3 separate regions of the Mus musculus genome follow, and all the other regions are linked to region 1. A link is a loop called in an ENCODE intact Hi-C map of the cell type or tissue named here. Cell type or tissue: left cerebral cortex. All regions are shown on one strand. Each heading gives the region's core, and the rest is flanking DNA. Links, peaks and the distances in the headings are about the cores only.

Region 1 (8,033 bases), core at 2,788-5,287:
CTAGTGACCTCAGCACACCTAGTGTCCCTGACCTCTGCAATTGTGGCTGACAGTTTACATGTTTAGAGAGTGTTCGGGTCACATACAAGTAGAAGGAGATAAAATGCCAGATAAAATACCCAGTCATTGTTCCCAGAAAGATACCATAAAAATATAGAGAAATAAAAATGCATTCAAACAGGCTAGTTTTCTTTTAAGTTTTCTGTTGTAGTTTTTAACTAATAAGTCCCCCTCCCTTCCCCCCTCTTTAGTTTTTCCTCTCCTTGTCCATTTTCTTTTCTTTTCTTTTTTAACCCCAGCAGCTCAACTGAGTTCTATAGGCTACCCAAAAGATGAATTTTAGGCAATTGTGAGTACTCAGCCATATATGGGACATCTGTATCAACTCTCCTCCCTCATTTGTTAAACTTCAGGGAATATCATAGGAAAAGGTAAGGGCTCAAGGATGGAGAGTGTCCTGGAGAATGCTGTCCCCTGGACCAGACAAGCTACTGCACAGGTGATCCATCGCAGCTGGGATTGCCATCAAAAGACCTGTGCAAGATAAGCCAGTTATAAATTCTAGGATGGGTGGAGAGAGGCTACCTGGCTCTACTCTTAACTGAGGAGCTGTTAGTAGTTGATGGCTCTGGAAAAGAGAGACTTATTTTTTCTTTGTAGTGGTAGATGGTGGTAAGTTAGCTATCCCACTGAGAAAACGCCACCTGTAACCTATATGGATACAGCAGCACTATTTTAACTCACCCAACTGAGGAGTAAAGAAACACAGGAATAGATTGTGATTGGACATGAAGGAGGAAAGATGTGTAGGTAGGGTTCATGTGAAGAGTCAGGAAGTTTGTGCTGGGGTTGGGGATGCACAAGATGTATTTTATTCATGTGTGCAAGTTTCAAGTAATAAAAATATTTTTAAAAAGAAATATATCCTTTGACTGGTGCTTCTGGGATTTAGGAAAGTTCTGATAATGGATCTTAAATCAAAGTCTTTTGTTGCCTTTTCTCCACGGACTCATAATTAAGGTTATTCTAATTAAGCTTGACGAGGTCCGATTTTAGTGTGTCAGTTCAATAAGCCAAGGTGCTCTTCCACGACAGCAATTGGGGGAAAGAGTTGCTATCCTAACTACTGAGCAATTTTTTTTTCCTGTTAGAAAACACATTTTTGTTTTTGTCATTTTCAAGGGCTTTTAGTTAACCAAAGACCTCTCCCTGACTTTGATAAATGGAAGGGAGAAGAACGAAGTTCAAATAGTTTGACTTAATGTAGGACTGGCCAGTTTTCGCATTGATGAGAGGCAGGTCATTAAGAACTAACTGGACTGTTCCCCACGTAAACCTTCAGGAGTTTATGGTCCTCGACATCTGATGCAGTTATAAGAAAGGGAGATTTCCTCTATGCTTGCATTTAGGGTATTCAGAAAAATGGGGAGAGAACTTATGGATTAATGGGGCTAATTTTGTAGTGAAGTTTTAAACTGTCTGAAATTCTTTATTTGTACGAAGATGAAATGAGATTCTGTATGCAGATAGGAAACATAAGTAAAAATTTATAGGCCTTTGAAAAGCATTTTATGTATATAATACAATTTTAAAGTTGGTTGGCAAGCCAACTGATCATTTTTGAGCAATGATCAATTACCCCCATTGTTCTGCATTGTGTTTTCCTTCTCGTCTTTAATCTCCCTGTCTCTAGTTCCCCCTTCACTCGATTTTTCTCTCCTAGAGCTACCAGAGTGCTACGTTTACAACATAAATCTCACTATCCACCCTGTGAGGAAAATATATCCAGTGAGTTCCCATATTTTCCTATTAAGTTATATCTCCTTATTAGCCCAGTAGAAATTCCATTTACATAGATATCTGGACCTACATTCTCTTATGTTTTGACTCTGTTTGCAAGTACAGTGAGATCCTGCCTCCGTCCTTAAAATTTGATGTGTTGTTTTGTGAGTTCAAAGTGCCCTTTCTATCTACCTTCCTTTATACATCATTGATAAACTTTAAAAGGGATTTTTAAAGGCTATCTCCAGTGTTTCTTCTTTTATTGAATTTTTCCATTTCTGAGTCCTAGTATTTTCACTGTTTTGCTTTGTTATGCCTTAATGAATCTGCAATATGCCAAGAACTTCTCTCATGAAGCTGATTATATTTTTAAAGAATCTATAGGTACATATTCCTGTTCCTATCTACCTATTGCTGTGAAGAAACACCATGACCATGATAACTCTTATAAAGAAAAACATTTCACTGGGGCTGGCTTACAGCTCAGGGATTTAACCTTTTATTGTCATGGCATGGTAGCATGCAGGCAGACATGGTGCTAGAGAAGTAGCTAAGAGTTCTATTCCAGATTGGCAGCAGCAGAATGAGAATGACACTGGACATAGTTTGATCTTCTGAAATCTCAAATCCCACCCCTAGTTGTTCCTCTAACAAGGCCACACCTGTCCCAACAAGGCTACTCCTTCTAATAGTGCCACACCCTATGGGCCCCATGGGGTTTGTTTTCTTTTAAACCACCACACCATCTATTTTGCAAAGACACACAGAAAGATCTGCTTAAAACCACAGAAATATTAGGAACTAGTGTCATGACTTTCATCCTATGTCCTTGACTTCAGAGCCTACTGTCATTCCCATTCTACCTTTAACAAATTCTGTTGCCAATTGTCAATTCAGTTGATCTTGACAACAATAGTATTCACTCACTGAAATCAAGTACTTCTTAATTGTCTTTGTCTCCCAAGCAGTAAGGACCTATGGGTCATAGTGCATAGACACATTTTAACGGAACTGGTTGGTGGCAGTGCTATAACAATAACTGTAGAAGAATACATATTTTATATCACAATGGAGTACTCATATGTCTACCTGTGCACAAGTGGCCAGCCTATTTGTCAACATCAGATCAAATAAAATAACCCAAACTCTGCATTTTGAATTAAAATGTCTCTATGATATGAATCATTTTTCTTTCCAGATGTGAAAATGGGACAAGGAAAGAAAAGATTTTATTAGACTGGAAAATAAAGAGTTTCTCAGAGCATGAAACTGTATGTATTCTAAAACCTGTCAGAACAAAATCTTTCATATTTCCATGAAAATCTTTATTTTCCTCTTTTTACTTCCAGTACATTGATTTCATTAAAAACAATTAATCCCTCCATGTAAATAATATACATTTGTGTATTAGTATATTAAATCTATAGTTTGTCTGGCATGTAGGGGAGATTTAAGGTGTCATTCCAATTTCTTTGACCATCATTCACCTAAGTAGATGGTGTTTTAGTCTAAATGGTTCTGCTAGATTTGCTTCATAGGCAGTGATGTGATCTCCTCACTGGTTTCTCTTCATGCTCACACCAGGAAACTACGCTGTTCATTTTTATGTGTCTCAGAAGCAACCCTTAGCACCCCTATTATTATCCATCGTCTGCAGTTCATTTCATTTGTATCTTATAGAAAATAATTTGTCAACAGTTACTGAATATTCTTCCACTTTGGAAATATTTTCAAAGTCCTATAAAATTGCATCTAAAAATAAAAATTAAAAACAGAGGTCATTTCTTTCTCTGATCTTTTAAAAGAACTCCGAGAATTATATTCGCTCACTTCAAATCCCTGGATTCATTGCTGTTAATTAGAGGCCTTGCTCTATGAGTAGCAGTAGACTGCTGTTCTGTTCACTGTAGTATGGATTATTTGTCTCTGATTACACAAGTCTTGTTTCGTTAGAACTGGGGTATATGTCCTCCACAAAAAAGAACCATAACATTAGATGTGTCAGAGACAAGTCTGCATAGCCTGCATCGCCTACATCGCCTTTCTCACAAACACTAACTAGACCAGAACCTTCTAAACACAGAATGCAGTGCTGCCATCTGGGGGATAAAACTTTAACAATGCATTTTCTGTCAGCTGAAACAGAGGGCAGGATTCCAGGAGTCAGAAGACTCCAGAAGCAATAGGACTGTTTGTAAGGTGCAGTATGAAAGCCTATACAAGACTGTGGGTCATTTCAACAAATTAACACCCACACACACATACACCCACACACACACGCGCGCGCGTGCACGCATGCACGCACGAACGCACGTACGTACATAGACCTTACTTTCCAAATAGGGTTCTGTCATGATGACAGATCACTTTTCTTTTATTGTTGACTGTTTATTTCCTTTAAGTTAGGATATCAGCTTAAAAAAAATTCCAGCGCACTCCTTTACCATTGAGAGTCATTGTGAAAAGGCAAAATGGACTATCTGATATCTCTACAATCTTCACTGGCAAAGGAGCTGTTAGCAATACAGTAAGGGTCACAAGTCTCTCATTTGGAACAGTATATCTTTCATTTTCTCTGCAAAATCCAGTTTCCATCAATACAACCTAAGTGTTTCCCTTCCTTATAACAGCATTTCACCCAGTCTGGCAGAAGAAAAACAGACATACAAGTGAGTCAACACCAGCATGGGGATGGAGATTCTAATATACACATTCCTTTGGTGGAAGGCAAATAAATAAGACATTACGGTGGAAAAGCAAGTAGAACCAATTGATTTTTGTTCTTTCTTTAGAGTTCAGTGTATTCCTTTAGTCTTTTTTTTTTTTTTTTTTTTTTTTTTTTTACATTTCTTTCACAATGCACAGAAGGAAGTTGGAGAAAGAATAGTCGATAAGTAAATATCACTGTAAGGCATGAAATCCTATTCACATTAATTTGACCTCTGCTTAGTAAAGCAACAAATCACTGTGTTATTTGGGAGATAGAAAGAAGCCAGAGCTTTCCAAAATAATCAATAACATGTGGACAAGTAGTTTTTAGGATGAGTACTTTTCTTTGCTGCTAATTTAATACACTTGCTGTAATGCAAATAATAACATCCCTTTTCTTGTTTAATGCTAGGAATCCAACCCAGATCCTTGAGCTTCTGTGGCCTCTACCACTGAGCTATATCCACAGCCCTTAGTTATTGAAGACTGATAGTATCTTATGTAGATAGGCGAAGCTGGCCTTGAATTTGCTATGTAGCACAGGGTAGGCTTGAACTCAGGTTCGCATGAATCTCTCAATTCTATCTTCTACAGGAGTGCCATCATACCTGGCATCATTCATTTATGGACCTATCTATCACTGTTACAACCTTTTTATTCTAAAAGATTTAATAATTTTATTATATAAGCTAGAATGAAGTCATCGTGACTTGCACTGAAATTTGGAAGTCCCAAATACCCTCTAAAAAAATGGAATCCCCAAGTGCCTTATCCCAAGGTGTAGGAAACAGCCAAGGTTTCTTGGTGTCCATCTAATCAAGTGTTTGTCTCTGACTGGCCAACCTAATACAGAGCACAATGAGGGACCAGAAAGAAACATTAGACAACACAACTATGTAAAAAGAAGAAAAGACAAAAGAGTAGACTGAAGTCATTGGCACTGCCCAAGAGTAAGCCCTTATGTCAAGCAACATGAAGTCTCTTGAATATATAATCGGGAATATAAATCCTTGGCCACAATCCTATGAATGTGTGCCTTGCCTTTCAGTGTGTTTTTATAGGATTCTTATCTCCATGGTCTCAGAAGAAACAGATTTTGAAGAACACTACTCAATTGGAAGCTGCGGAGTGTTGGCAGGCTCTTTCCTGGTGCAAGTTCACAAAGAGTAGGCCATGGAAGACTTGTTGAAGCCTGGCCCACAGTATGTTTAGCAATCCTGTGCCATGACAAACATTTAGTAGGCCCCTGGGTTCTAGTTACATCCATTCTGGCTGCAGACAAATAAAAAGTTCTCAACACTATGTCTCCTTTTAGCCTGGAAACTCTGATCTTTTGTTTACTTTCTTTTTGTGCTCTTTCAATCACCCTCTTGCCCGATTTAATAGTGACTCCCTTAAGGAGAAATAAAACAATTGGCTTCAGTAGAAAGGCAGCATCCGTAATCTAATGTATCCCAGTTGGCTGGCTCCCCTTGTCTGGTAGTCTTAATGGCTTTGTCCAGTCTTATCTCCTCCTAAGACTGTTTCTTGATGTAGAGACTCATTTTATCACTGCCTCGGTTGGGGCACAGAGTCTTTGGTTTCTGTCAGGACTGATTTACTGTGGCCTTGAATTATAAGACTCTCAGTCAATTTGGCTCACAAGCAGAAGAAACAACAGCCTGCCTTGCCAGAACCTCATTCTCTCTCCAGTTCTCCTCTCCAGAGGCTGGATCTGAGTTGACTGCATTTCTTTGGTAAGATTATGTATGCATCATGGTTAAAAAAAATAATAACAATATAAAATAAGGCAACCAATATGCAACAAGGATATAAGAGCACTGTTTTGGTTGGAAAAATGGGTTCCTGTGTATTCTCTTTAAGACATTTTAGAACATTGTTTTACCATTACATTCTTATGATCAAGAGCTTTCCAGTCCCAATACACTGTCTTCATTCCCTGCCACCTCATAATTAAGGCAGCAGACTACTGGTGGGTATTGCTGCTATCACCCTATTCCATTCAACATGGTCATAGAGAATACAAAATGATGGAAGGTTTAACCAAAAGAGCTGTTTATCTATTAATCATAAGTCAGCTAGAGGTCCAAGGGTGACATGGAGATGCTAGTCACTAGGGTGCCAGATTCATTCAGTTACCTTGTCCTGCCATTTTCTAAATGTGATGTCTACACAGTGGTACAAATAGCTACCCCAGCTTCCTGCAGTATGTCTGAATCTCAGCTACAGCAGAAGTTATGGGGGGAGGGGGGAGACAAATATTTCTTGTAGCCACAGTGAAGGGTATGTCCCTTTGTCCAAATCCCTCTCCAGAATGAAGTCACATCATCATAATGCTAAGTAGTAGCTGGGCAATGTAGTAAAAATGCACTGCTTGGCCTTTAAGAGAACAGAGTAGGGGTGAGGCTCCAGCAAACTTTTTACGTATTTTATGGATGACTTAAGGAAACATATAAGGAGGTGAAGCGTATCCTAACTATATTACTTTTTTGATGTTTTCTATTTAAGTCTATGTTAATAATAATGATGGGTCTAGAACATGTGTGGAGGAAAATGGGAGACCAGGTTTACTCAGTATACCCTTCAGCTTCATTCTGCCTTCTTAAGTATTAGAGAAGTCTAGTTAGGTATAGACTGGAGCACAGAATGACTGTAGGGATAGAAAGCAAACCTATTCTGAGGCACACAACAAAATCGTAAGAAAAAGAGAAGGAAGGAAAAATAAATCTCTCCTCTAAGTTTTTTTCTGGAGAAGAAATCCTTGGTACTTAGAGATAAAGAGCTTAAAGTTACTAGAGCTGGAGATGGATCCACATGACCGTCAGTCTGTTTTAGGAGTGGCCACACCCTGCAGGGTAAGTGCAATTTTCCCCATTCCTGCTATATTCAAAATAAAATCACAATACCTCTATTACTAAACCTCATAAGCTTAGTATTCCCTGAGTGCACAGCCACAGCCTTGCTGGCCTGCACTTATACCTAGCACATGACTAGGATTTTGAAATTAGTGTCTTTTCTTAGCTGTGAGCTGAGCGTGTGGTGCATAGGGTTTCAGAACAGGGATGAGAAAGAGAACGAGAGAGATGGGGTCGGCAGACATGGAGAGAGATGGGAAGAGTGGGGAAGAAACAGCGAGCATGCCCGTGACAGTTTCAAGGAACAAATTATTTTCCATTTTTGGTGGTTGTTGTTTCAAATTTAAGTATTGGAATTACTTGGAACTTGGAGAAAAAAATAACCTGGGATTCACGGTAGATAAAAATTTCAAGAGGCAGTAAGGTTTTATAAGTGTTTGCTCAAAAACAGACTCAGAGGTTTATTTTTGAAGTATAGTCTGAAGCAATGTGTTAAATCTTTGGAGAAGGTGTTGGGACTGACCTTTGATTATATATATATATGTGTGTGTGTGTGTGTGTGTGTGTGTATGTATATGTGTGTGTGTGTGTGTGTGTGTGTGTGTGTGGTTTTACATAAAATATAGAATTTTCTACCAAAAGATAAAGAATATATATATATATATATATATATATATATATATATAT
Region 2 (8,033 bases), core at 2,817-5,316, 760 kb before region 1:
TGGACTTATCTATATCTGTATTTCTTTTCTTCCTACTCTCAGGCCCCAAAATGTGTCATGATATTTTTGCATATTGGGAGATAGAACCTCCAACTCATTTACCTGAGAAGCATTCAAATACCCTGTGGAAGCTGTTTCTGGGAATGTCTAACTTAGTAGGTGAAGGAAGGTAGTGAAGAAGAGTAAGAAAAAGCAGCCAGGAAGCAAACTACAGCAACAAGATGTCCTTAAAACCACGGGACAGAAGTTTAAACAAAAGAGCACATAATTCTACCACATATTATAGAAAGTCTGAGGACAAACAGAAATGACTAGTAGCGTGAGAGGTTCAAGATCACCAGACAGTCTTTTTCATTATATATTATTAATTATTTACAATAGATACTCTTTTTGTTTTGTTTTGTTAGATACTCTTTTTGTTTTGTTTTGTTTTTCGAGACAGGGTTTCTCTGTGTAGCCCTTGTTGATCTGGAACTCACTCTGTAGACCAGGCTGGCCTCGAACTCAGAAATCCACCTGCCTCTGCCTCCCGAGTGCTGGGATTAAAGGTGCACACCACCACACCTGGCCTACAATAGACACTCTTAAAAGGCAACTACTACCAATTGGAAGTTAGATTCCAAGGGACTGGCTACTCAGTAGAATGTACCCCTTTCAGAATCTAGCAGATGAAAGGACAAAGTCTTAACTCCAGTACATCAGGTGGAAGAAGTGGCTTTAACAGAGAGACCTACAAATACGTGCAGACAAAGAGAAACTGCCAGAAGATTAAAGCAGTATAAATTCAAAAGAAGATGATCTATGGAGCACAGCTCCGGAGGGAGCACATTGGGAGGGGGGCAGGAGCTATGTCATCTTGGAGAGTGGAGAACTAGAAGAGAAAAGAAATAAGGATGCTAAACGTAGAAAGGAAGAGTAGCATTGCTAGGAACAGACCTGGAATGTCCTTGCTCTTCTCAAGGTCATCAACTGTAAGAAAACGTAACGGGAACGTTGGAGTGATTTCCATTACCTAGAAAGTTTGGAGCTGAGCCTCATGAGTGGCAATGAAAAGCCTTTGGTATCCAATGATGGGGATCTACAGTGCTTCCAGTCACTTACCTTAGGTGGCCAAACTGAGCTATTTGAGAATGGGAACTAGCATAGACTACATGAATTATTTACACACCAATACTAGAAATCTATAGAGAGTGTAGAAAAGCTGTGAAGAGCAAAAAGGGCCTTAGAAGAAATGTAAAGGAAAGGAGATTGGATTTCAGAGTACAGATGTGCAATATTGATAGAAATAAAAATGTTATATACATTTAACCATACTTTTGCCATTAGTATCTCAAGTCCTTCTATTGTGACCGATAAGGATCAATCTCCGAGACTTATCTCAACTTCACAATTTCCATCATATGAATTATTTTGTGTATTATATCTTGATTGGCCTAAAAGAAACACCATAGGAAATGCTAAAGATTCCCAGGATATCATGTGTTTGTGCCTGCCTATCCTTCTAGTGCTGTTATCTCTCTAAAGTGGCAATAGTCATCTAAAATTTTACTCTGAGTATATACCTTCTACAATATAAAGCACCATACATAATGCAAATGGTTTCATAATGTCTGGGGTGGGGACTAACACCAAATGTCAGAGGGTTGAGAGATTTGGATGGGTCCATAAATTAGAGGGCTATGAAGACATAAAATCAGAATAAATCCTTATCTCTCTGCAATGAAGTGGGTCTCCTTCCACTTAAGGGAGTTAAACATAATTCTCTTAGTGATGCAGAGACTAAGGGAAGAGGAGGGTAATTAAGCTCTTAAAACTTGATGTTATTGGTTTATTAGTAGCAGTGTTATTGGTATAGATATTCTAAAATCCCATTTTGTGGATTCTCAGATACAGTAAAATATGTCCATGACATTGTTTTCATAGTGGCAGGTATATAGCTAAGCTGAGGAAATGTGAGGAAAATGTGGTTATAAAGTCTAAAGGCTAGTGGGATGGCATGGTCTGTACAGTGGTCTTACTGGGATATGAGAATCCAGGTTTGGACCCCTACCACTTAGGTAAAGCCAAGTGCTGTGGTATTGTGACCCTAGTTACACATAAGGGTGCAGAGAGCCTGTCTAATCAATTGGTGATCTTTCAGTTCATTGATAGAATATATTTTAAGAAATAAGGTGGAGAGTATTTCTCTACACTGTTGGTTACTGCCAAGGCATGTGTGCCACTACTCCTCTCCACACTGTTGGTTACTGCCATGGCATGTGTGCCACTACTGCTCGCTTAGGGTTACCATCCCATGTTGGAGCCAGAGGACCAGGCACTTTAATATGGCATTGTATCACCTAGTAACGTCAGAAGCTACACTCAATGTCTCATCAACTTGACTGGTCAAAGATGACCCGAGCAAGGACAACAACAGATATGTCAAAGTTGATGAAGGGAAAGCTCAAGAGACTCTGACCTTCACAAACAAGTACAGGCTATTACGGGATGCTGAGAGAGAGAGAGAGAGAGAGAGAGAGAGAGAGAGAGAGAGAGAGAGAGAGAAATAGTCTTCCCTAGAGAAGAGCATACCAATACCAAATGGTCAGTCCTGAAAAACATACATATGAGTAATATCAGACACACCAAGCAGGTTTTATATATATATGTATGTACGTATATATATATGCATACATACATATATATATGCATATGCATATATATGCATGCTATAATAGTGAAAAAAGCATTCATGAATTTAAAGAGAACAAGAGGAGTATATGGGAAGGTTTGGAGGGAGAAAAGGAAATTGAAGGAATGATGTAATTATATTATAATACCAAAATAAAAGAAAAGAAAAGCTATCACTGACTGAAGGGACAGTTCTCCCCTAGGTCCTTAGGAGCAGAGTCAATATTGATGCTTCCAGAGTGCTTTGATGAGTGTTTGTATTTATTGATGAGAATTAACTGAGGGGCCTCCTGGTTTCAGCATGGTTAAAATATTTAGTGATTTCACAAACAAGTGATAGTTAAGATAATGAAATAGTCCTTATTCTCACTTTTGCTTCATAGAAATTAATTAAAATAATTAAGTCAGAAAGCCATTTACTATGAGATTTTAAAATAAATCATGATTTCTTTCTCTCTCTACACTGTGTGTGTGTGTGTGTGTGTGTATGTGTGTGAATAGAAAGTTACATTGTCAAAAGTTTGAGTCACTCAAGAAGGACATTGCTACAATTACTTTATGATATATATTCTTAAAGAGACATTGTAAACTTAAAAAATTTCCTTTCAAAAACATTCCAAAGGGGTGGGGTCCCTTCTAGTGGCAGTTAAGTTTATATTACTTTCTTGATAGCCATATTAAAGTCTCTCAGCTGTCCTTGCCCAGATGACCTTATAGACAAATGGAAAGTGAATATAAGGCAAATTAAAAGTATTTATTGCATTGTTACTATAGTGATGAGCATCCTGCAAAGGGCCAAACCCAGAACACCAATAAAATCACGGCAGCAAATATCCATTACTCTCCTCTGATCAGCCAGGCCTGTGTCGCAGATGTTATTTTCATTGTGTTTCTATTAGAGCTAAAATTGAGTACAGTGTAAGCCCTATTATTTCATGGTTCCTTATTGCATTAATTTCGATAGAAGACAGGCTAAATCATGTTTTTCAGCGCATAACACATATAGAAAACAAGCTGGGTATAACTCCATTAGCTTAGATGTGAAGAGCAAATCGAATCTCTCCTCTGTGAGTTTTGGAGATAAAATAAAACACTTTTCTTGGGAGCGTGTGAAACTTTGATGGATATTCACTGGAAGCACTCTTAAAGAGCAAGGGCAAGCTCCTATAAAATAACCAAACTAACCACTGGGTGGCATCATGACTACATGAGGCAGGTTTAGCAAGCCTTTGTGTCTGTCTCTTGAATCTTGGTTGGTGTTAGAAACTTGTTCCAATATGATGATGCCAATACCAATTCCCAGTTTCACACAATGAATGGATTCAACCTTTCAACATCCCAAGTGGAGTGAAAATGCCATGGGCAAGGCTTGAAGATGCTTAAATCATGCCACCTTTCACACTGTCCGTAGTTCCTCCCAGCTACCCACCGTGAAGCCATCATCGTCTTGCTCCCTGCTGCAGATCCTCTTCTATTCTTTCCCCTGTCTGTACTGATTGATCTTGCTTTCCAGGTCTCTTAGACTCTGAGTGTTTCTGATTACCATAGTTTCAGACCTGAACCTTGTCAGTATCTTGCATCTGATTACATATTGTAATAAATCCTCAAATCTTTCTTCAAAATGCTCTGCTCCATTTCTCTCTGAGGTCAGATAGAAGACGCCACCAGACTGTCACTCAGTACTCTTGACAATATGAAGCATTTCCTTGAGGTACTTGCTTTTTCTAATTTCATGCTATTAGGTCCTCATCAATAACTTCTGGTGTGGTTCTTACTATACTTTGCTAGCAGCTCCAGAGTCTTAAAGATCCATTAAAGGCTCTCTGTCATTTGTCCATTAAAATTCATTATTTTTATTTTCATGATATAACTTCTGTAGTGTGGCTTTCATTTCTGGGTTTTTGTTCTATGTTCCATATCATATACCCTAAAAGTGTCTTTATTTTTTTCTATCCTTGAGCAACTTTCTCCTCCTTCTTGCTGACCCCTTTAGTGTTCTACTCAATCTCTGCTCATTCCACTAACGACACAAATGCCAGAATCAATGCCTGAACTCCACAACATCCATTGTCACGGTAGGATGTCATCATAGATCATTGCTGTGGTGTGATGTCACCATAGACTACCAGGTCACTTTTAACATAAGGGTACATACTTCCTAATTGTAAACACATGATCACGTCTGCCTTATTCTTATTTCTTAGCTGTCATAAAATATGTCTTAAATGTTATTAAATTTATTGCCAAGCACACTCCAGTATCATTCCGACCCTCTTTGATGCTTGGAAATCTCCCAGATGTCTCTCCTGGACGTCCCACCAGACTGCTCATGGCTCCTCATCCTTTCATCTCATGTGTCTTAACTTCGATTCCTCTCAAGTTGCACCTCCTTTCTGAAGTATTTCTCTTTCATTCTAACCATCTGGGAGCTTTTTCTTTGAACAGTATGGCTGGTGTCTATTTTAGAATGGGAAAACATTCTCTCTTCACATCTAACCAACCAAAGGGGAAATTTCCACTCTACTCCCTAAAGGAGAAAAAAATAAGGGAGTGTTAGTGTACATCTTTTGGGCTACCTTCTTCCATACATCCTCTGCAGAACAAAGATGGCTGCTAGGACAGGTGAATTTGGAAAAGGGAATTGAATGCGCTTGCTCAAATATTTCTGTTCTTACCCTCATCTGCATGTATGCAGAGAGGTGACATGCTTGTTTTTGCTGGATGTACAGCATGCTTACAGGGAAGACCTTCTGCCCATTTGGGGTATTGGTCCATGTCTGAACTGTAAGCTTAATTCAAAGAACCTCACTGGGGTTATACATATAGCTTCATAATCAACTAGCTCCAAGAAGCCACTGTATTGATTTGTAGTAGCACGTCTTTTTGACCTAGTTTTCAGTTGGTCCTGGACCTTGGAGTAGAAAGGATAGAGATTCTCCGAATTAAGCCCCTGAGATTCCAAGTTTGGGTACTTTCCACGCTGCACACTTTTGTTCTTTGGAAATATTTCTAACTAGATACAAATTCCCTCTCCTTCTCTCTGTGGTCAGGGTACTTTCCTGGACTACACATAGTTAGCATCATGGCATAAAGTCACAGAGCTGAGATGTCAATGCAGGGAAAACCACCTAGAACTGTAAACCCAATGCTTATCAACCACTGAATCCAGCCTTAGTGTCCTTAGAGGGGAGGAATAGAAATAAGGAAGATACTAAAGAGGACCACAGGGAGTAGCAGCAAGCAGATGTTAAAGAATAAAAAAGTAAAGCAGTTTCCAGAGTATATGATATGGAACATGGAACAATACCCAGAAATGAAACCCAAATAACTCAGTGTCAGATAGTCCCAATACTTGGAAACGCTTCTCTTTTAAACCTAAGAAAATGTAAAACAGTAAGAAGGTTGCACACTTTATAATTAAAAATGTTGGGGCTGGAGAGATGGCTCAGTGGTTAAGAGCACTGACTGTTCTTCGGAAGGCCCAGAGTTCAGATCCCATCAACCACATGGTGGCTCACAACCATCCATAATGAGATCTGATGCCCTCTTCTGGAGTGTCTGAAGACAGCTGCAGTGTACTTACATATAATAAATAAATCTTTTTTTTAAAAGTGTTTATGACTGTTTACAAATTAGGCAATTTGATAGTTTGTTTTTGGATTTGTCTGTTTCTATAGCAATTTTTGTCTATTGTTACAGAAACACAAAAGGGACTGCACAACTGTAGGATTAAAAAAACTAATGTATCTTAAAAAAGTGATCTCTTCAAACCTAGAAAGCACAAAAATATCTATAATTGATTTGCCAATTACAATAGGTCAGATATGATTACAGATTGCTCAGCAGGCTGCTATTTAACTCTTCATTGAAACAGGTACAGGAGACAAAGATGCCAGTGATATGTCGGAGTCATCACTCCATGTCAGGAAGCTCACACAAGGTAGAGCCGGCTTCAGGCAATCCAGTTGCAGAGCCTATGAGTCCAATGTCTTTTTACCCAATCCCCACTTTTGGAAGATCATACTTTAGGCCAATTAAGCCTCTCATGGTGAGTAACAGAATTCTGAGAGGAAGTACACGGAACAGGAACTACCTTGAATAACCCACTTTACCTACAGTGGTGTCTGTGCAACCCAAGTATTTCCAGTCTAATCCTGCGACTTTTAACAGCAGCAAGAATGAGATTTCTTAAGAATGGCCGTGCTCACATCAACCCCCTTCTTGGGAGTCTGTGTGGTGCATCCTAACTGGGTGCCCTTTCACGTTCAGCTGTGGTTAGATTTGATCCCATAGGTCAAATCCGCTCGCAGCTTTTGCATGTGAATTCGAAGCTTCGCTGATTTGTACCTTCTCTTCAGTGATGTTAAAATTCTGTTCACTAAATGATATTCACTAGCCCTAAATCGTTCTGTTCGCAGTTTCACATGATAATCACACTGCTAAATAGGACAAAATGGACTCTTTTTTTTTTTTTCCTACAGGGGATCTTACAATCTCTATAGATTTTTAATATACCTTGGTGCCATTTATACATTGCAATTCTGGAAGTGAGGGACATATCTATTTTGTAGGAATCCTCCAGTGCCCACAAGTACATAGAGTGTTCATTTTAAAATCTGGTATGCCAAGACCCTAAGCTAAATACTACTATGTGAACTCTGAGCACTGTGAAAAGAGACAATGAGAATTAATTAGTTAAATCACAACATAATCACTTGCATCAATGTTAAGATCTGTAAAGAAATCTAAGGGTATTTTTTTTTAATAGGAAAATTTGCAAATGGAGAAAAAAAATCACAGACTTCCCATTGTCCTCTGATTCATCTCTAATTTACTGGAACACACATTTAAAAGTATCTACCTTGTTGAAAACCCATTTAATTTCCCATCTACAAAAGCATGCAACTGGTGATTGCTGCAAACAGGGAAGATGGCTGCTCAAGGACTTAAGATGCTTTGAAAAGAACATTGAAAACTTTTAAGGCGAGAGAACTAATGGCCCAAAAGGATGTGAGAAGCCTATTGGGAAACTTACTGGGAAACCAACTGAGGTTGCTGATCATCTCCAAGGCCTCCTTAAATGAGAAAATGTTATCTGCTAATTAAGTCAAACCCATTGATAAGTAGTCTTTCCTCTCATTTTAGCTTACACATACTGAGCATACAGTCATCAGTTAGGATCTTAAAATGTCATCCTTGAGAGCCTCGTTTTGATGACATACAGGTGTAAACAGTTCTGAAGACAAAGGAAGCTCTCATTGCAAACACTGCTTTCAATGAAAAAGCTTTAGGACATTTGCTAACTGTAACAAACCACCACTGTCCCTTACCAGTGACAATATGAGAAAAACCTGAAGTATAAA
Region 3 (8,033 bases), core at 2,817-5,316, 480 kb before region 1:
GAGATTTAAATAAATTTCCTCCTTAAATCTAAATTCTTTCCCATAAGATGGCTATGAGAATCTGTTTTGGGGATATACTCTAAATTGATTTAATATAATGACATCAAAAGAGACTACTTGGTATTATTTCAATGTGTTATTAGACTATCAGGAAGTTCAAATTAACTTTCAGATTTCCAAGGCATTCCTCATTTTATTTATTTATCTCACAGCCCATTTTGCAAACAAAATTAAGACAAACTACCATTTCCTAGTTTTATTTTTGTTAGCATCACGTCTAGTATGCATATCTGAGAAAGGAAATAGCACGTTTTCTCCTTTTTAAAAAAACTGATTAGAACCACCTAATAATTTAACCAGCTAGGATAGCTAACACTGTCTATGTAGACACAAGGTTTGAAACTAATATTGGTTACTATCATGTGGTATTTCAGGACTAGGATTTCCCTTCTACAGTTGCAGCCTTCAGTTCTGATAAACATATCTTAAATTATAATTGTCATATCCACTCTTAAGCATTACTAAGACTTACTATACCATCATCTTAAAGGGGAAAGATTAGGAGTGTATAAAATTGTGAGCATAAATTTCCTGTATCATTTAAATTCATTTAAAGTCTTCAATCCGTTCATAACATCTTACAATTAGATATGACTTGCAGGACATGAAGGCTCAATTTTTTTCAGAAGTATATGAAAAAAATTTCACATTCATAAACATCTCTGTACACGCAGTTGATAGAATTAATATTTTACACAGAGTCATGCAAACAAATCCAAGCCCACGTTTTCACATCTCCCCGGTACAGTGCAAAAACACGCAAACAGAATCTTATTTTGTCCCCACGGGAAGCTACTTCTTTCCTTTATGTCTTTTCATGTCTAAACTTGTGAACTCAGCTGTACACACACATGAAGTAATTAAGTGATTATTCTTTTGTCCTTGTACCCAAAAAGTGTTCCCTCTGAAGTCATAGATCTCAGCAGAGACACTACATTTTCAAGTCATTTAGAGGTCTAGCTTTAGAAAAATCTCCTGTGTGCCTCTACACGAGTGGTATGAGTGTATACATATGGTGTATGTGTGTGGTGTGGGGAGTGTGCGTGTGTGTGTGTGTGTGTGTGTGTGTGTGCGCGCGCGCGTGTGCGCGCGCACGCTCACTTGCTTAGGTGCATGAAGTCTGCTAAGGTAGGTGAGATCAAGAATAGAAAACGGTTTTGAAAACAATGTACAATATTAATATTTATCAATATACAAGTCAATATCACTGATGCCACATGAAGTCGGTTCTTTCCTAAGTTTGTGTAGAAACTTACAAGTTAAAGGTGTGTGATTGAAAAGACCTACCTGCGGTACCCAGGCTGGTGTGGGAGTTGAGAGAGACTTAAAAAGGGAAGACCCCCTCTTCTTATCTCAAATGGGCATTTAGAAAAAAAAAACCTACGACTTGGCGTCTCTCCTGATACATCAGAAAGATTTATCTTGGAACCAGCATCTCCTGCTTTCGCTTTGCTCCTGCAGAACCCGGTTGCATTGCCCTCCTGTTACATAGAACTGGATATTTCCCTTCGCTACCGCCTCCCCCCCCCCCCCAGCTGATGGTAATCGCTTATCAGTCTCCGAGGAATAATAGGAAAACAAAGCTTAGATCAGAGATGATGGAATTAGAGATTGCAGAAGCTATTGTCAAGACTCTGTCTAACAAGTGCGATGTGCTTGACCTGTTTCTCTGACAGTTATGGAAGTTGTTTCAATGGCTCTCTTTTTTAACATGATGTGAGAAGAGAAATGTTTCCCCCTTAAGATCTTTCAAATGTGAGACTATCTTCCTCCCATTACTTTCTAAACTTTCCTCTAGTCCAAGAGGATCCTGTCAACTGAACCTACATCTACCTCCTGAAGGGAACACGAAAACTGAAGAAACATCAATTTTATATCTATTTAGTGTTTTCATATTAAAAGAGTGTGTTGAGACTTGAATTTAGTATCTAGACAGTGACATGTGGAGGCAGCCTTTAAAAAGATAAAAAAAAATGAAATCTCATGCACAAAAGCAGTTTTAACACAAAAGTTAAACTTCCTGTGTTTCACCAAAGGGTTAAGGTTAGGGAAGTGGACATCAACACGTCCACAGTCCACAGAGGCTAACCAGATTAGCAAGATCAAAGTAAAAGTCAAGTCTCCTGATAATTCTGGTGTCACTTGGAAAGGTTTTGAAACTTCCCATGTTATTACCCTCCCACTATAAAGGCTACCTGGGTAAATCTCGGGAGGGTGATGATCTAGTTTTAATTTTTACAAACTCAACAAGCCCTCAAAGTTCAGACAGTGACCCTGAGGTGCTATCCCAAACTGTCAGCCCCACAGGACAGATGCAAACAAGAAGATTCTGATAGCAGGCACAGGAGAGCAGCAGCAATTAAGCAGTTGAAAGTGGGTTGGAGTGTTGGGTTATTTTTGTTCCATTTGTAGCCTCTTGCAAGGAGGAGATGGATTCAAATTTGACACTTCCTTTCTGAGAGCAGAAGCTGGTCTCCTTGTCTACTCTCATTCAGTTTAATTCCCTGTGTGGTTTCATCCCTTCCTGGACTCATATTTTCACACGGGGTTGCAATCTATCCTCCCTCCAACAGAAAGAAATCTTTTTTCTCTTCTTCACTGCCCTTCTTCCCTGTAAGAAAGACAATCCTCCACCCCCCGTTGGGGGTGGGGGGCTGTACTGGCTTAGAATAGGAGGAGGGGGAGGAGAGAGGGGGCTGGGGGGTGGAGGACAGAGGAGAGAATGGAAGAAGCAAGAAGATGGGGGATGCCCAACATCAACTCCTGGTTCTGAATCACCAGCCCTGTGCAAAGTGCTTTCCCCGGAGATGCACTTGTGGTCTTGCATTTCTCACAATAGGCTTACGGGGGGATCCCTCCCTAGGTCTCCCATCGCCACAAATCAAGTGTACCTACGTCTCTTCGACAGATTGAAGCGCAGAGGTACCAAGGTACCACCGAGGTGGCCGCGCTGCCAGTGGGGCTGCCTTACCTGGAGCGAGGACCGACCGGGAGATGGTGCGAGTCTTGGTCCCCGCTGCTCTCACCGCGGACCGGTGCGAGGCACACGAGTACTCTCTCGCTGCCTCCGCTCTCAGAGGGGCAGCCTGCAACACAAAAGGGGTGTGTGGGTGTGGGTGTGGGTGAGGTTTTCTAGGGCCACCAGCTGGTCCCAGCTGGCCGCCCCCGCCCTGCACACACCCCTTCGGGGACCTGAGCCCCCTGTTGGGTGAGCAGGACCCTGGGGGCTTGCCCCGGTTACAGCCTCAAGTTGCCCACTGCTAACTGCGGATGCTGTCGCTGCAGGAGGAGGAGGAGGAAAGACACTGGGGGCTGAACTCGGTCAGAGCATCCCCACACTGCAGCTTCTCCAGGAATCCCTCCAGTGAGGAGGCGGCCGCCCATCATCTCCCGGCCCCGGCTCTTGATTGGTTCCAACCAAGGTACGCTGCTCAGAAGAGCCAATCAGAGAGCACTGATAATAGGTGGCTCCTCTCAGGCAACGGAGCCCAGCCCAGTACTGTTAGAGTCTCTCCATCCCCACAGCGGACAGGGACCTGAGGAGAGGGGTTTAGGAGAGTGGCGGGGGTGGGGTGAACTAAGAGGAGACCAGATCCCAAAGAGAAAACACTAAAAGATAATTTTCTAGACCCGGTGGGTAGACTCGGGAATGCCCTCAACCTGTTCAGTAAGCCATAAGCACTGGATAAGAAGCAAGCCTAATACAAAGCTTTTTTTTAACTTTCAATCAAAACCTGCCTTGATACTGAGCATGCCCAGATCTACACAGCATCCTAGGAGTTTCGATATGTGTGAGTTCTAGGTTGAAAAGGTGGGAGCTGGGACGCGAGAGAGGCAGAAGTTTGTCTTTGGCCATTTGACACCGCGGAGTTGTGGGGAAGCAGGACTACTGAGATAGAGGTGGTCCTTCTTGCTTTGGGAGACCAGTCACATCATTCCGTCTGAACTCGAGTGGGAAGCCAGGCTCCGATAATGTCAGGGCAGCTAGATGTCTAGAGACCGCCCAGGAAGGGTGTGGTGGACCAGAGCTGTATGCAAGGTCCATCCATAGGTGGGGCGGAGGAGCGAGGCTCCACCCAGCTGCAGCTGCTAGGCAATGGAGCGAGCGCCCAGGGAGTTTCCATGCAGCGACCAATAAGTTTGGAGACTTGGGTCAAGTGCGACCTTGCTAGGCACGCTTTTTCCACCTTCTTGGGCTTGTGCTCGCCCCCCCCCCCCCTGTCTCCGTCTCTCTTCACCCCTTGCCCGCCCGCACGGTGGGGGACTAAAGGGCTTTCTCCCTCCTCTTCCTAGCTGAACCCTTCTGCTCGGAAGTAAGAAGCTTTTCCCTCGTGAGAGCAGCCGTGACCTGATTGTCTCTAAGCTCCTGGGCAATTTATAGCTTGGTAATACCGAGAGATGCCAAACAGGGAGGCTGAGAGGCTTGGACGGGAGGGCAGGCTGGCTGGCCCTGGGGTGGAGTCTAGCTCCCAAGGGCAGGAGCCTTTTACTCCACAGGTGAAATGCTTTCTTGTCACTAACAGAGATTTTTTTTTTTCTTTCCCACTCGCTTGACCTTGCTCAGTGCCCTCAGAACCTCTTGTTTTGCTTGGAAATCTTAGCAGTTTTTGTAAAGTTGATCAATAGCCACAAATGAGCACTCCCCTAATTGGGCTCTTTATTTTCCTGACAGGATGATCCTGGCATCTCAGGTAAGGAAATAAATAGCGATCGCAATTCCCCAAACTCATCCACTTTGAACTGGAGTTTCATTAACACTGGTGTGCAAAGGTAACTGTAGAGAGAATTCAATTAACAGTAACACATTTCTTCAGGTTTGTAATTAAATCTCTTCTATTTATATAATGTTTAAGATTAAGATTCAGAATATATGCCCAAAGGTGGCCACTTTCACATAAATGTATCCTTCTGGGACATGAACCCTTTTGTTTTGGGCTTTGTTTGCATTATCAAGAATTTAGAATCAGAGGTAAACTAAGAAAATAATACACCTTCAACTTGTAACTTTATGTAATATGCACCTTCGGTTTTCCAAAAAAAGCCCCTAAACCTTATTTGAAAATAGTTTCATAGGTGAGAAGAGGAGATAACAGACATTGTAAGTTGATTTGAAATGTTTGGCCAAGGAGGGGAGAGGCCTGAAGAGAAGGGGGAGTGGAGTGGGTCAGAGTAAAAGCAGGTAGAAAAACTGAGTATTTGTCTTTATTCTCCAATGAAGATGAGTGCATGAGAGAAGCATTATAATATCCACCTAATGGAAATTTTTATTTTAAAAATATACATTGCTCTCTATTTAGTTTTTTTCCTAGTTTAAAAGCTACATATTTTTCCCAGTTACCAACAGCAACATGTAGAAAAAAGAAGAACACGTTAATGAATGGAATGGGAATATAGAATTTTTGAATTTCTGTTCCAAACCCTGGGTCTATCATCATTTTAGGCAATTTCGTTTTTTCTGTCCACATCATAGGCTACCCACAGTGTCCTTCAGTGGAAAGTATTCTAGGGGACATGGATATGTCAGAACTCCCCCACCCCACCCCTCAGTGTTTCTTGAAGAGGACAGCTGCCTATAATAAGAAATAGGCTTTGGGCATATTTCACTGTACTTAATTTTAGAATTAGTAGCATTTTTACTTATCAATATTAAGAAGATTATTTATATATACTGACTGGATACAAAGTAAGATTTTTTGTTGTTTTGTTTTGTTTTATTTTTGGGTTTTTTGTTTGTTTGTTTGTTTGTTTTGTTTTGGGACCAAAGTTTTTGATTCTCCTTTATATTTTCATATTGTTGTCAGCCATTTGGGAATTCATTCAAGACCTTGCCTGGTCCTATTTGGTTGGTACAGTATCAACATCATGTTTTTATAAGTGTGTGTGTGTGCCTGTCTGTCTGTGAAAGAACATATGCTTATGGAGGCCAAGGGATGACCGGGTTATTATCTTCAGGAAAACTTATTGTCTTTGGGAATGCCACCTGCCTTCTTTGACAGAGTCTCTTTGAGTTCTGTCTTAGTTGGAGTTTCATTGTTGTGAAGAAACATCATGATCAAGGCAGCTCTCATAAAGGAAAACATCTAATTGGGGCTGGGCTACAGTTTCAAAGGCTCAGTCCATTATCCGGAGCATGGCACCGTGTAGGCAGAAATACATTTTGATCTGAAGGCAACCAGCAGGAGACTGATTCTTCCACACTGGGTAGACCTTGAGAACTAGGAGCCCTCAAAGCCCACCTATGCAGTGACACACTTCTTCCAACAAGGCCATACCTATTCCAACAAGGCCACACCTCCTCATAGTGCCACTTCCCATGGGCCAAGCATATTCAAATCACCACAAATTGAAACTCAGCAATTAAGTTCTACTGGCTGGCCACTGAGCCTCACAGACCTTCTGCCTCTCTCTTCCCAGTGCTAAAATTACAAGTGCATGTAGCATTACACTTGGCTATTACATGGGAGCTAAGGACTGAACTCAGCTCCTCACACTTGTAAGAACTTGACTGAGCATCTTCTTAGTCCCAAGATATATTCTTATTGAAGACACTATGTATGAATTCTCATCTTCACATCACACCGTTGTTTGTTAAAAAGAAAGTTCAATAAATTTGACTCGTTCTTTTTCACTTTTACTAGCCTGCTTATAGCTACTTTCCTACTTAGGATTCCTATCTCTTTTACCATCAACCCAACTCCTTTCCTGAGTATATGGTATTGATTCGTTCCTTAATCACTTGTTATTTTCAGACCTGTGTTCTCCTTTGAATGTTTTGCTTCTATGCATAAACAAAGCCCTACTTTTATTAACTAAAAAAAAAATCTTTTTACACAACCCATGTCTCAATGTCAAAATTTCCTATTCCTTTATCATTGAACTTTTCTATTTCCTGTTTTAATGATTTCTTTGCCATTTTTTAGCTTACAAGATCAGAATAGAAACTAAACTGGACCGATTCACAGAGTACAGAGGTGTGTCTCATGGGAAGAGAGGGAATGAGGGAATTTGGAAACTAGAAATTCATTAGGCACAAACTCAGACAAGGATTTCTGTGGACCTCAGAAAATATTTGCATAAGAGAGATATAAATAAATTAACATTTTGGTGGAATATACATACATTGGGTGGATAGTACAGACATTTCTAGTTCATCAGAACTCTCACATGGATTTAAACCTTACATCCTTAATTGTTAAGCCAGTAATTTGGTAAAAATAGCATTACTCAGAGTTGTGAAAAATTAAAAGTAACCAACTCTTCAAACATATATTTCCTTTCACTTCGTTTTCTGCCATTGCTTCTTAAGATATAGCTCATCATTTTCCTAGAGTTTTTCTTTTTAAGACAGGGGATTGATTAGGCATTTGTTTTCTGGCCTGAGAATTTTGTAGAATCCCAACCTTAGAACTAATTGGCTGTGTGGCCTTGAAAGATATGCAAGAATTTCTCCAAGCCTTGGAGAGGCTTGTGTTGCTTATTTCTCATGTGTATATAATGTATGGGCAAAACACATACGTCTAGGGATTTTGCAAACATTAAGAAACACTGTTCAAAGAAGGTGCTAATTTCTACCACCTCACAGGGTAAGAAGGGCTACTAACTACTTTATTTTACCATTATATTGCTTATAGTGATTCTTCTATGTTCTTTTCTTCCCCCCCTCCCCCAACCCAAAGTTTCTGAGAGAAGATTTTCTGCTATCATTTCATTTACTTAAGCCAATATTGAGGAAGACACTTTGCCTAAGTTTGAAAAACTATGAGAGCTTTCTAATTGGAACTGACAAGATGGCTTGCATTGCTGAAGACTGAAGAGAGTCACACTGCTCTTGTAGAGGATCCAGGTCCTGGTCCCAACCCCAAAGTCAGGCAGCTCCCAGCTGCATATCACTTTAGTTCCAGGGGATTTGGAGCCCTCCTTTGGCCTCTATGAGTTCCTCCATGTGCAGGGTATACATACAGTTTAGCAGGCAC

What was found. A loop is a pair of places that touch in the nucleus more often than their neighbours do. Peaks named below come from ENCODE experiments on the same cell type or tissue, not always from the same donor. Only the 100,000 strongest peaks of a DNase experiment are listed, where the experiment ranks them.
Region 2: it touches region 1 in a loop (6-fold over the local background); 13 of 42 quality-filtered maps call a loop at or near these places.
Region 3: it touches region 1 in a loop (3-fold over the local background); 6 of 42 quality-filtered maps call a loop at or near these places.

The regions. Positions count from the first base shown.
Region 1 is chr10:109,492,476-109,500,508 of GRCm38, forward strand. No RefSeq gene overlaps it. Among named protein-coding and RNA genes, the nearest start is that of Gm40757, 100 kb to the right of the region's middle. In left cerebral cortex, for the core only: a CTCF peak has its summit at 3,883 (motif pointing left); a DNase peak (open chromatin) is centred at 3,875; H3K27ac peaks cover 680 bases.
Region 2 is chr10:108,730,315-108,738,347 of GRCm38, forward strand. The region is part of intron 3 of Syt1 (synaptotagmin I); the gene reads right to left. Among named protein-coding and RNA genes, the nearest start is that of Gm5136, 34 kb to the left of the region's middle. In left cerebral cortex, for the core only: a CTCF peak has its summit at 3,854 (motif pointing right); DNase peaks (open chromatin) are centred at 3,881 and 5,139; H3K27ac peaks cover 1,710 bases.
Region 3 is chr10:109,007,545-109,015,577 of GRCm38, forward strand. Syt1 (synaptotagmin I) reads right to left here and starts at 3,431. Exons shown (of 11, transcript NM_009306.3): 1 at 3,032-3,431. In left cerebral cortex, for the core only: a CTCF peak has its summit at 4,123; DNase peaks (open chromatin) are centred at 3,455 and 4,067; H3K4me3 peaks cover 1,818 bases; H3K27ac peaks cover 1,725 bases.